Linked DNA regions of Homo sapiens: region 2 is linked to region 1. The links are chromatin contacts, found by Hi-C in ENCODE. All regions are on one chromosome and are shown on one strand. The core of a region is the stretch at or near the end of the contact, and the rest is flanking DNA. Distances in the headings are between cores, read along the strand shown. Region 1 has its middle 56 kb from the start of LINC01852. Region 2 holds the start of EIF2AK4 (eukaryotic translation initiation factor 2 alpha kinase 4).

The links. A loop is a pair of places that touch in the nucleus more often than their neighbours do. Pooled maps may share reads with other maps.
Region 2: a loop to region 1 is called in a pooled map, with 2.1 times the contacts of the local background. The contact joins the promoter of EIF2AK4 here to the enhancer-like site in region 1. A Hi-C loop is called at or near these places in 2 of 50 pooled maps.

The regions. Positions count from the first base shown.
Region 1 is chr15:38,125,054-38,132,008 of GRCh38, forward strand. No RefSeq gene overlaps it. Among named protein-coding and RNA genes, the nearest start is that of LINC01852, 56 kb to the left of the region's middle. RefSeq lists enhancers at 4,959-5,008, 5,139-5,268. Within about 2 kb of position 4,623, at least 29 of the 41 ENCODE cell types and tissues checked have a DNase peak (open chromatin) inside an H3K27ac peak, as active enhancers do.
Region 2 is chr15:39,930,233-39,937,088 of GRCh38, forward strand. EIF2AK4 (eukaryotic translation initiation factor 2 alpha kinase 4) reads left to right here and starts at 3,883. Exons shown (of 39, transcript NM_001013703.4): 1 at 3,883-4,107. The coding sequence starts at 3,964. RefSeq lists an enhancer at 3,596-3,735 and a silencer at 3,756-4,165.

The DNA.
Region 1 (6,955 bases), core at 3,373-5,872:
ACACTTCTCAACAGAAGGCATTTATGCAGCCAACAAACATATGAAAAGAAACTCTTCATCACTGGTCATTAGAGAAATACAAATCAAAACCCAATGAGATACCATCTCATGCCAGTTAGAATGGTGATCACTAAAATGTCAGGAAACAACAGATGCTGGTGAGGCTGTGGAGAAATAGGGACACTTCTACACTGTGGGTGGGAGTGTAATTTAGTTCAACCATTGTGGAAGACAGTGTGATGATTTCTCAAGGATCTAGAACCAGAAATACCATTTAACCCAGCAATCCCATTACTGCGTATATACCCAAAGGATTATAAATCATTCTACTATAAAGCCACATGCACATGTATGTTTACTGCAGCACTATTCACAATAGCAAAGACTTGGAACCAACACAAAAGCCTATCAATGATTAACTAGATAAAGAAAATGTGGGCTGGGCACGGTGGCTCACGCCTGTAATCCCAGCACTTTGGGAGCCCGAGGCAGGTGGATCACAAGGTCAGGAGATTGAGGCCATCCTGGCTAACACAGTGAAACCCCGTCTCTACTAAAAATACAAAAAAAATTAGCTGGGCATGGTGGCATGTGCCTGTAGTCCCAGCTACTTGGGAGGCTGAGGCAGGAGAATCACTTGAACCTGGGAGGCAGAGGTTGCAGTGAGCCGTGATTGCGCCACTGCACTCCAGCCTGGGTGACAGAGAGAGACTCTGTCTTGGAGAAAAAAAGAAAAGAAAATGTGGCACATATATACCAAGGAATACTATGCAGCCATAAAAAATGATGAGTTCATGTCCTTTGCAGGGACATGGATGAAGCTGGAAACCATCATCCTCAGCAAACTGACACAGGAACAGAAAACCAAACACCACATGTTCTCACTCATAAGTGGGAGGTGAACAATGAGAACACATGGACCCAGGGAGGGGAACATCCCACACTGGGGCCTGTCAGTGTGTGGGCGGCTAGGAAAGGGATAGCATTAGGAGAAATACCTAATGTAGATGACAGGTTGATGGGTGCAGCAAACCAACATGGCACATGTATACCTATGTAACAAACCTGCACGTTCTGCACATGTATCCCAAAATTTAAAGTATAATAATAAAAAAGAAATTAAAAAATGTAAATAAAATAAAAAGGGAATGCACATAACTGTCAACTAAAATTGCCTACCTAAGTCTAAAGCAGTCCTTTTTCATCAAAAGGCTATGTTCCAATATATAACAGCCGTTAACAGTCAAAGATTTTCAAGATTACTTCTCTCCCAGAAGTTTTCTCTAGTTAAGGGAGAGCAGTAAGATTTCTATTTTACTTTGGATTCTATTCTTGGGCATCTAGCACTAAGTTCTATCTGCTCCCAAGATTCAAATTCCTAATTGACATAATGGAATATATGAGTGCACATGTCAGGAGGCATGGAGGTAGTGTGTAAATCAAGGGGCAAAAATATAATTTAAGGCCCTCCAAAAGAAAACATAAATCAAAGGTTAGAGTTAGCAGAGAGACAGGAACTAAGCAAGGAAGCAGAAATCAGATCATGTGAATATATGGGGAAACGAGAAGCAAACGAAGGTAAAATTAGAGGAAATCTCAACACTAACAGAAAGCTCAGGGGTACAAAGTTAGAATAAGATAGAAGGAATAAGTTCTGGTGTTTCATTGCACATTTGGGTGATGATGGTTAACAGTAAGCCACTGTATATTACAAAATAGCTTAGAAGAGAGACTTTTGAAGTTTCTCACAGCAAAGAAATGATAAATATATGAGTGATGGATAAGCTAAATATCTGATTTGATCATTATAAAACATATATATGTACACATTAAATTATATATACCTCATAAATATGTACAATTACAATGTGCAATATAAAAAAGAAAGAAGAAAAAGAAGCTCAGGTAAGTGGTCAGTAGCCAGGAGATCCATCTGCATAGAATGCTAAGGTAGTGTGGTCTCCAAACAGATAGGGTGCATCAGATGCAAAAATTATCTATTCCCAGGCATTCAGCTGTCCTACTCCAATGCTTCTTAGCTCTTTTCTGCTGAGCTTGATCCAAGCATCTAACCTGGGAGGTAAGTGGGAAGGAAGACATATGAGTAGGAAATAAGAACAGATCATGTATTTACAGCTACTACTTATAAATTCAGATATGGATGAGAAGGGAAGAGCGATGTGGAAATGGGGGGAAACCATTCTGAAGGACTTCAGTCAGGCACTATGTCCTTGGGGAAGACATCCTGGAATCCCTTGCGTAGGCTGGAGCCCCTCCTGCTGCTCTCACAGACTCCTTCTCTTCCACCTGCCATGACATCTACCACACCCAGTGGTGACTATCCATCTCCCATCCAGGCTGCAGCCACCTTGAAAACAAGCATGATGGCTTATTCACTTTTACATGCCCTATCTACAGCAGTTTTGCAACAAGGGCTTATCAAATGTCAACAATTACCTTTATCTTATCAAACCACAAGTTCCTTATAGACAGGAAGTACACTTTTATGATACTTCATAAGGATGATATTTCAGTTGATAAAGAAGATGAAGTAATGGCCTTTGTCCTCTTATGACTCATTCAAGCAATATCTAAGACCTTAGGTGTCTACAGTCATGCCAAAGAACTCCTCTTCTTGACACTAGAAGCATATTCCTCTTACTGACTATTTCTCAAAAAGTGCTTGTCTGTGTTTGAGACTAAGTTTCAAGAATTTGAGTCTTTTAAATGCATTCCTCTCAGCTCTGTTTTCTATAATGGGCTCTTGGTAGTTTTTCAAAGAGGTAATATCACATGGTGATTAAGAGGTTGGACTGATGAAACACATTACCAGAGTTGTAGCCCAGCTCCTTCTCTTATCATCTGGTGACCCAGGGCAAGTTACATAACCTATCCGTGCCTCTGTTTTTCCATCTGTAAATGGGAATCAAGGTGGTTTTGAGGATTATCTACAATACTGGCAATTTTTATAAGTACTGGAAACAGTGCCTGGCACATAGTAAGCTATATACGTTATACAAAAATTAGCTATTATATTTTGCTTCACCAGATGCCAACTGATTACTTTGATCAACAACTATAATATCCACAATATATTGGGGTCCCACCTCAAAACATTACTGCTCTAGCCCAAATTTTGGTAAGAGGGCATTTTGTTGTAAAAATAAGTAAATATGCTTAAAATGGGGGAAAACAAGCACATGTTAATATTTCTTCATTTGTCATGAAAATAAACCATAATAAACTTCCTGAATTTATCATACAAAATTCCAAGGATTTATCTGAAGAAACTAAAATTGAGGAAGGTATGTATCTTTTTGCCTTAATCATTTCCTAAGAAGTTACTAAACCTGAGGTCATTATTATTTATACAGGAAGAGAATCTCTTATACTTCTGGAAAATTTCAAAACATGGCCAACATGTTTTCTGATCATCACCACTTCCTGTGGTGGGGTTTAAAAACCATGCCAACTTTCATAACTGCTGAGATTTACAGAGTAAAGTCTCATTTGATAATCTTGCAAAATGGATAGGCAGAATTTCTCTTCCTTTTCTAAATGCCACATATGCCAGCTTTGCAGAGAGTTAAAAAAAAAAATTCCAACCAGCTCCAAGCCGGCTTCACGCAGGAGTACACACTATTCCTCAGCTCTGTCTCCAGCGTAGCCTGGGAAATCCCTCTTGCCTCATGATGTCTCCTAGATCTAGTTATTCCAGCCTGGAATCCCTCATACTAAAGGAAGAAAGGGTTTTCACTCCAGTCTCCTAGGTTCTGGCTAGTATCTCTGGTATCTAAATAATAAAAAATAGGAAAGAATTAATTCAAAAAATAAAATGTTCATTTGTCTAAAATAACAAAGGACTAAGATATAATTTCAAATGATTGTGAATAACTTTCTCAGAATTAGCCATTTTCAAAGATTTTGTAAATAAAATAAAATAACACATGGTACTAAAATCATGCTTGAACATAACTTGATTTTTCAAAGATGTGTGCTCTGCTTTATGATCGTCTCCAGAAAGAGCAGTCCTGGTTTAATAGGATCAGAATGTGTAGCCTATGGAGCCAGAATTAAATGGTTCAAAGCGTCCTTCCAAAGTTGCTTTTTAAATAAATCCTTGCTTATTTGTTTATTTTTAGCTTGCCATTTGTCACAAGTTGAGGGGGAAAACAAATTCCACTTATTTAAGATTTTTATTTTTTTCTGATTTTGTTTACATTGCTCATCCTGGCCTTTAAAAAATATCTTTTAAATTTTATCTGGCTCATTTTGACCTATTTATATCATGTGCTTATCCCCCATTTATAGCTGTGTTAATAGGCATAGACAAGCCAGTAGTATCTCCTTTGTAAAATAGCAAAAATAACTGCTTTTTTTTTTAGTCCAACCAGCTCACACTATTAGACATATAGAGCACATTTGAGTCAAAGTCCTCTTCCTCAGAAACCCTGTTGTTACCATGGGAAAACTGTAAAAATGCTCAAATGTGGGCATGTTATAATTAGAACCAAACGTGGGCTTTATGGGACCTGTCATGATGTTTCTAGGAAGCTAGTTCTGCGTTGGCTTCATAAGACATCCTTTTCCTACAGTCATGACTCACTCCTCCTTCTCCTCACTCACCCCCACTTGTTCTGGGGTGGAAGAATGCCCAAATGCTCCAGAGACAGATGCGTAGGCGGATGTCCAGTCCACTAACGAGAACACACTTCTAGGCATTGTGGAAGTGGGACAAAGGGTTTTGCTGGGCATATTCAGAGCCAACAATGTGATGGTTATATGTTTATCACACATGGAGAGACTCATTTCTTTGGCAACCAACCCTAGCCTACTCACTAATCCACCCAACCCCTCCCATCCCTCCCTCCTTTCTTCCTTTCAGGAAAGCGTGTGCAAGTTCTCCGCAAAATGATGAATCTCTGCTCCTCAGGGGAATGTACGAATCAGAAAAGCTTTTAAAAAGGAAAGAGGAACCAAAGCCTTTGCATAAGTAGGCCAGCTGCAGAGCCTTAAGAGAGAAGGGAGGGGAGAAATCTCCTTGCGGCCATGGCCCCAAACCTCCCGGCTGCCACTTGTCTCCATTGTCTTCCCACAACCCCAAACAAGTCAGCCCACACCTCCGTGACTGCACCCGCTGTCATTTTCAGGAAAAGAGATTTTCTGAGCCCATCTTGGCATTTCTGTGAAATCACAGAAATAATTCATTGAATCACAGAACTGAAAGAGATGATCTAATCACTTTTATTTTTAAGATGATGAGAATGCCACCAGGGGAGTTTCACTGACCTGTCCATGCTCGCACAGATCTGGAAACACAGAGCCAGAACTAGAGTCCGGATCTCCTTGTCCTACTCTTTCGTCTTTCTCACATGGGCTTGTAAAAGCAAATCGTTCTGTAGATACACTCTTTTCGCCTCAGTTCCCTGGCTAGGTTTCCTTTAAAGCTTGCTTCTTCTTCGCCTGGTGTGACGTATAACGGGCATACAGATGAGCTGAGGCTGATTATAAAGACTCATCTGTAGTAACTGTTAAAAATGGAGATTCCCAGGCCTTTCCCTGGGAGATTCTGGAATAAGGCTAAGGAATTGTTTAACCAGTTTCCTGCATGTGTTTTATGATAAAGCCAGTTGAGGGAATAATGTAGTAGAGGGACGCTGGAAAAAAAAAAAAAAAAAAAAGTATGTTTGACAGGCAGCGTGTCCCAATAAGAATAGAACAAGGGCATGGAGAGGACCAGGAATTTTGCCTTCTAGCTGCTTTTTCAGTGGGTTAACCACTAGACCACACTTCCTCTCTAGGAGAGGCAAGGGATTAAAATCAAAGGTTTGCCACTGATTCATGCTGCCTGCTAATGCTGCTTATTGCGCCATGCTGTGACCCTAAGCTCTCTGGCTTGGAAACAGATGTGGGGAGTGAGAGGCCTGAGGTACTGGGGGATGGAGGAGGCGGGGGAAGGCAGACGGCCAGGGAAAGAACTTCCTCTGCTGCAAAATTTCAGGCAGGAGTGGAAGTCAGTCTAAATTGTTACCATGCAGATCTGGAATCATTTTTGCAATCTCCTGGCTCCAATTCCAGGTTTGTGCATTCTGCAACAAGAACTGAAAACTTGTTAATTAATGCTCCTCGCCTGACTTTTGCCTCTGCCCTCGTCTGAATACATATTAATATTACACGTTTAGCTTGACAGTCATTTCATTAGGCAAGAGAGTTTGGTTACCCTCCTACTCTTGCCCCATTCTCTCCCCCGTGCACACTTTAAAAGGAAGTACAGAAGAGTTAAGCAATTTGACCAAGGTTACGCTGATCTCAATATTGTAGTAGTTTGAGTAAAAGTGTAACCGAGACATTTTCAACTAAGCTTTTCAGACTGCCTTCAATATATTCTTATCATTAGGCAACTGAAAAAATGTTTTGGATTTATTTTCTCCTATGTGATGAGTACATGACATGTCCTTGGGCCTGTAGTTTACCACGTCAATGTTTATCAAAAACATGTAGGCTTTGAGTGTTAAATATCAATTCTAGAAATAGTTTTTGTACCTTCTCTGCTCATCTGGAAGTTCCATGAAGGCAGGGTGGGAATTTCAGCCTTGGTTGTCACTAGATACTGCACATGCGGTAGTGCTTAATGGCCAGGGGGTATAAGAGCTGGATTTTAGGTCTGTAGGAACTAGAGTTCTCAGATTTAACAAAGAAAAAAGCAGGATGGCCAGTTTAATTTGAATTTTGGGTTTTAAAAATGTTAATATGAGCAAGTCTCATGCAATGTTTGGTAGATACTCATATTCAACAATCATTGGGTTGAAAAAATATGATAAGTTTAGTGTAGCTGGAGCATCTAGTCTGTGTGTATTTAGCAAGGGGGCAGGGTTGATCAACATCAAGAGGTAAGGTTTGAAGTTTTTATTGGGGGAGCCTTGTGAAGTGCCTTTATGCCATGCATATGTTGGTG
Region 2 (6,856 bases), core at 2,633-5,132, 1.8 Mb after region 1:
CACCACAATCAAAATAATGAATGTATACAGACATCACTCCCAAGAGTTTCTTCTTGTTCCACTTTAATCCCTCCACCTGGCTCTTCTATGTCCTCCCTATCCCCAAGCAACCACTTATCTTCTTTCTGTTACCAAATTTGTATTTTTCAGAATTTTATGTAAATGGAATTATGTAGTGTGTACTCTATGTCGGCCTTCTTTCATTCGGCATAATTATTTTGAGTTTGTCTATGTTGTTGCTGTATCTATAATGTATTTCTTTTTATTGCTGAATAGTATTTCATTGTATTGATATACCTCAATTTGTTTATACTTCAATATGTCCATCTTGTGTTGGTGGGCATTTGGTTTGTTTCCAGTTTGGGGATATTACAAATTAAGGTGCTACAAATATTTACATACAAGTCATTGTATGGACATACGCTTTTGTTTCTCTTGGGTAAATGCCTGGGATGGAATTGCTGTTTCATATAGTAGGTATATGCTTAAGTTTTTAACTAAAATGGATGATAGGCCAAAAGGTAAAATCTAACACTATCTAGATGAAGACATAGAAGAAAACCTTTTTGGCCTTGGGATAGGCAAATATTTCTTAGATATGACTGCAAAACATAATTCATGTAAGAAAAAAATGACAAATTAAATGTCCTCTAAAGTAAGAAACATGCTCTTTGAAATACAGTTAAGAGAATGAAAAAGCAAGCCACAGACTGGGTGAATATTTTTGCCTGTCACATATCTGATAAAAGACATGTCCGGCCTGGTGCAGTGGCCTACACCTGTAATTCCAGCACTTTGGGAGGCTGAGGCGAGCAGATCACGAGGTCAGGAGTTCAAGACCAGCCTGGCCAACATGGTGAAACCCCGTCACTACTAAAACTACAAAAATTAGCTGGGCGTGGTGGCATATGCCTGTAATCCCAGCTACTCGGGAGGCTGAGGCAGGAGAACTGCTTGAACCCGGGAGGCAGAGGTTGCAGTGAGCTGCGATCGCACCACTGCACTCCAGCCTCGGTGACAGAGTGAGATTCCATCTCAAAAAAAAAAAAAAAAATACATGTCCAGAATATATAAATATTTCTCAAAAGTTAATAAGAAAACAAAAACAAAATTTTTAAAATGCACCAAAGATGTGAATAAAAACAGAAGACAGACGATATATGAATGGAAAATAATCACATGAAAAGATGCCCAACATCATTAATCATTAGGATAATGCAAGTTAAGACACACTGAGATACTGCTAAGCACCAATTACTATGTTTAAGATTAAAAACATTACAATACCAATTACTGGCAAAGAGGTAGAACAACTGGAACTCCCATAAACTGATGGGAATATAAAGTGGTACAACCACTTTGGAAAACACTTTGACAGTTTCTTATTTTTTTTGCTTTGAACTTTGACTTTAAAATAATTTCCAACTTACATAAAATTTTCAAGTCACTCAAAGAGCTCTCATATATCCTTCACCTAAATTCTCCAATGTTCAACATTCTACATTTGATTTAGCATCATCTCTCTTCTTTTTCCTGAATCATTTGGGAGCTAACTGCATATTTAATACGTCACTGCCCCCTTAATGCTGCATTTGGTATAATACTGCCATGTAATCCACAGATTCCTTTCAAATTTTGCTGTTTGTTTTAATTATATCTTTTATAGGTCCAGCGTCCAGTATAGATTCTAATTTTACACAATGGAAATATTTGAACATAGATTAGGTATTAAACGATGCTAAGAAATTGTTAATTTTTTTTTAAGAGACAAGGTCTTACTCTGTTGCCCAGATTGGAGTGCAGTGGTGCAATCACAGCTCACTGCAGCCTTGGACTCCTGGGCTCAAGCAATCCTCCCACTCAGCCTCCTGAGGGTGGGACTACATGTCACCTCGTCCAGCTAATTTTTTATTTTATTTTTTGTAGAGATGGGGCCTCGCTATGTTGCCCAGGCTGGTCTCAAACTCCTGGCCTCAAGTGATCCTCCACCTTGTGCTGGGATTACAGGTGTGAGCCACTGTCCCTGGCCAAAGGGTTACATTTTTAGGGTATAAGATTAGTAATATGTTATGTTGGTTCCTTTTCTAGTTAGAGATATATCCTTAGGTATTTATTTTTTAAAATGATATGATTGAGACTTAAAAAAAACACTCCTGAGGGATGGAGAGAAGAGATGAAATAAAATTGACAAAATATCTATGGTTGTTGAAGCTGGATGATGAGTACAGAGGAGTTTACTTCTAAGTATGTTTGACATTTTCATAAATATAGGTTTAAAAGAATTTTTTTAAAGACCAATAGAGAAATGGAGTAATTTTAAGGATTAGAGTGCAATGGCCATATTTGCAATTTAGAAACATTACTCTGGCTGCAATAGGAAGAATGGCTTAATGTGGGGCAAGAATGAAGACAGTGACTAATTAAGAGAGTTATTGAAGTAACCCAGGGAATTGGTGACAGTAGCCTGAACTAAGTTAGTGGCAATGGGTTAGAGTGTAGTGGATGGACAGAAGTGGTGACTATTTGGATGTGAGTTGAGAGAAAGGGAATTCAGAATCACACTCAGTTGAATGGTGCCATTTACCTAGTCAGAGATCACTGGAGAAGGAACGGGTCTCCAGCAGAGGGAAGATGATGATTTAAATTGGCCTTGGGTCAAGCTAGTGCATTTGTGTTATCTGGCCAGAAATGAGTGGATAGATGGCAGCAAGGAATTTACACAATCATTATTTAGTGAACAGTGGAGGAGTAAGCAAGGTAGACAGAAGAAACGTCACTTAAACCTAACTTGGGTTAGTACAATAGGATTATTCGAAATGGACATGCAGCATTAGTAAGTTACTGAAGATGAAGTGCAATAACAATGTCTGGGTAGACAGGTTATTATTTTATAAACTTGAAAAACGACGACTTGAGGCAGGATATAACACAAAGACTCCCTAAATTCACACTGAGTGAACTGGGAAGGGAACATGATTCTCTTCATGGGAAGGTAGCTCATAAAGATGCCTGAGTGGAAAGACAGTTTTCAATTGAATTTGCAAGGTGGTAGTGGAGATCCCCAAAGCTGGGGAATGTAGAGACAGAGAACATAATGAGGGTGTTGAATCTGTGGCTCAGAGAATAAGTTTGGGGGTACTAAAGTGGGAGGAAGGAGGGTGGGGGGGGTCACAATTTTTACTCCCGGTAGTCTTGTTCTGGGAAGGTACAAGGTGAAATTAGAAGTGACCTCAGAACCCATCGACGTCTGCCCTTTAAGAGTTTCCCGGCCGGGCGCGGTGGCTCATGCCTGTAATCCCAGCACTTTGGAAGGCCGAGGCGGGCGGATCACAAGGTCAGGAGATCGAGAACATCTTGGCCAACATGGTGAAACACCATCTCTACTAAAAATAGAAAAATTAGCCGGGCGTGGTGGTGCGCGCCTGTAGTCCCAGCTACTCTGGAGGCTGACGCAGGAGAATCGCGTGAACCCGGCAGGCGGAAGTTGCAGTGAGCCGAGATCGCGCCACTGCACTCCAGCCTGGGGAACAAGAGCCGAAACTCTGCCAAAAAAAAGAAAAAAGAGTTTCCCGCACTAGCCATGCCAGGGTGGAGAAGTTCCAGCAAGCACTTCTGTTAAAGATACTTGTTTCGTGAAAACTATACAATGTGGCGTTTTCATTCCTATCTGTGATTCATTTCTTAAGTTCGTGGAGTTCCTTTGCTCCCCTTCCCCCAGCAGGATGTGGGCAAAGCTGTCCCCCTGCCTTCTTCCTTCGCCTGGGCTTCTGGAGCCTCCGGAGCTAGCTCCCGGCGCGGAGCTCCGCCTACGGCCCGTCCCCGGCGCGGAACCCCGCCCACGAGCCCGTTTCCAGCGTGGAACACCGCCCATAGCCCGTCCCCAGCGCGGAGCCCCGCCCCGCAGGCTGCCGGGGGCCCACCGCCGCCCAGGCAAGGCCGCCCTGCCTTGGGCGCAGCGCTGCCATGGCTGGGGGCCGTGGGGCCCCCGGGCGCGGCCGGGACGAGCCTCCGGAGAGCTACCCGCAACGACAGGACCACGAGCTACAGGCCCTGGAGGCCATTTACGGCGCGGACTTCCAAGACCTGCGGCCGGACGCTTGCGGACCGGTAGGAACGTGGCTTGTCAGGCCCGGGCTGGCGTGCCCTGGCCTCCCCGGGCCCTGGGCCAAAGCCCGGACACTTCCAGATTGGGCCGCCGCTTTAGGATCCTGCAGTCTTTTCATCCCTTAGGTTCCACCCATGCTCACTTTAGTCCTTGCACCTGCAGCTGGTCTGCAGAATCCCACCTAGGCCGAATTCTTCTACAGTCCTTTCCCCATGATTTCCCCAGAGGAATCCCCCTGGATTCCTCCCTCTTACCTGGCACTGCTTCTTATTCCTGCCTACATCCCATAACATAACTGCCTCCTTCCAACCTTGTCCTTTTTCCCCTCTGAAAGCCCTTGCGGATGATACCACAGCAATTCATACGCGCCCCTTGCTACTTTGTTCTGAGAACGCTTTTTGGGCTCTCGCACAGGCCTTACGTCCTCAATCAGAATTCTCAAGTCTCATCCATGCATTCAAATCTGCACGCCACATAATTCCCTCTGTACTCCCCAGGCATCCTCACTGTGTTTTCCGGTATGGAGGAACTTTCCATACCTCTGCACCTTCCTCTAAGACATTTAGCTCAGAATAAAGCACACATTCATCTTAGCTGTAGTAGAGAGAGGGTTCTAGACTGAGTCTAGAGAAGGAGTGTCCAATCTTTTGGCTTCCCTGGGCCACACACAAAATACACTAACACTAAGGATAGCTGATGACCTAAAAGAAAAAAAAAATTCGCAAAAAAACCTCAATGTTTTAAGAAAGTTTACGAATGCGTGTTGGGCCACATTCAAAGCGGCCCATGGGCCTCGGGTTAGACCAGCTTGCTCTAGCTCTAGACCTTTTAAAATGGCATTTTGTTTAAAATAATATTTTGCCTTTTTGTCTGGAAATTAAGGCACGTTATAAAGTATTTATACTGACAGTTTTTTCCCCATCCTTGAAGAGTTGATCTACCAAACTATTTCTGAATATTATCATATTATCATTTAAAACATAGTTCTAACTTCATCTGCTTTTTTTTTTTTTCTTTTTGAGACAGGGTCTTGCTCTGTCTCCCAAGCTGGAGTGCAGAGGCATGACCACGGCTCACTGCAGCTTATTCTCAAGCAATCCTTCTGCCTCAGCCTGTCAAGTACCTGGGACTACAGGCACATGCCACTACACCTGGTTAATTTTTTTAATTTTTTGTAGAGACAGAGTCTTGCTCTGTTGCCCGGGCTGGTATCAAGTTCCTGAGCTCATGCAATCCTCTCACCTTGGCCTCTGAAAGTGCTGGGATTACAGGTGTGGGCCACCGCGCCTGGCCTCTTCATCTGCTTTTAACTTTGGCATTTCACAACATCTGCTCTATCTACACATCCAGGATTTCCTCAAGAAATACCATCTTCTGGAGCTATCAGGACAAAATATTCTCTCTCAAACTCAGGGTGCTTCTTCCTTCATTAAATATTTGTTTTAGGCATTAGGAATACAGCTGTGGGCAAAACAGACAAAAATCCTTGCCCTCAGGGAGCTTACTTTTCTAATGCTTAATAATATGAAGTTATTTTTAACCTGAAATGGTAAAAATATAAATTATTCCCCTTAACATGACAGAGAAGTTGGTGACTGGGGAACTTCTATCTTCCCAAACCTTGAGAATCAGGAAGTAGGCCCAAGAAGCAGCCAAAATAGGTGTCTCAAAGTGTACATGGGACTCAACACAAAGCTCCTAAGGCTTCATTCTGAACTAGTTTGTTTACTTTATACAAGCTTAGTTGTCTGCTCCTAGGGCTGCAGAAAAATGGAAGAGAAAAAGCAACTTCTTTTAGGTAGGGATATTGATAACCTCAAGAATTTATAGCTGGTGGCTTTCATAACAAGATGGAATACTAGACAAACCAAAGCAAAAACTATAGAAGGCAGGCAGAAGAATTTAAATAGCTGTCTGTGGCCTATTGTACACCGGGCAAATGGCCTCAACACATTCATAGGACTGGCAGGCAAATAATTGATGGTCTCAAGGATGAATCAGAGTTTAGTCATTCAACAAGCACTTATTATCACCTGCTATTTGCCAGGGAAAAGTGATGCAGGTCCAAAATCCTTTATCCAAAACTCTTTATTGAGAGGGAGTTTCTCTCTGTCGCCCGGGCTGGAGTGCGGTGGAGCAATCTCGGCTCACTGCAACCTCCACCTCCCAGGTTCAAGCGATTCTTGTGCCTCAGCCTCCTGAGCAGCTGGGATTACAGGTACCCGCCTCCACACCTGGCTAATTTTTGTATTTTTAGTAGAGATGGAGTTTCATTATGTTGGCCAGGCTGGTCTCGAATTCCTGACCTCAAGTCCTCCCGCCTCGCCTCCCAAAGTCCTGGGATTACAGGTGTGAGCCACCGTGCCCAGCCTTTTATCCAAAACTCTTGAGACTTGATGGGTTTCAGAATTCAGAAGTGCTTCTGTTCACGTTTATGTGTGCACATTCCACACATTACCTAATACCTTCCTCAGTGTCTGGGGCAGCATCGAAAATCAAACACAATGAAACATAGAAATACTCAAATTTCACACTGAACAAATAAACACTATAACTAACCTCATGTCAGTTCAGGCTAAATTTGCTGCCAATAAATTCAGGTTAGATTTTTTTTTCAACTTCTTTTAGTGGGGATGTGTTGTAATATAAATTTCAGTTTAGTAGCATATGTATATCATTTATAAATAACATTTTGAGGTGCATGCTAAAAACTTTTGCATTTGTAAAAAGTTTAGACACTGCTAGTTTAAA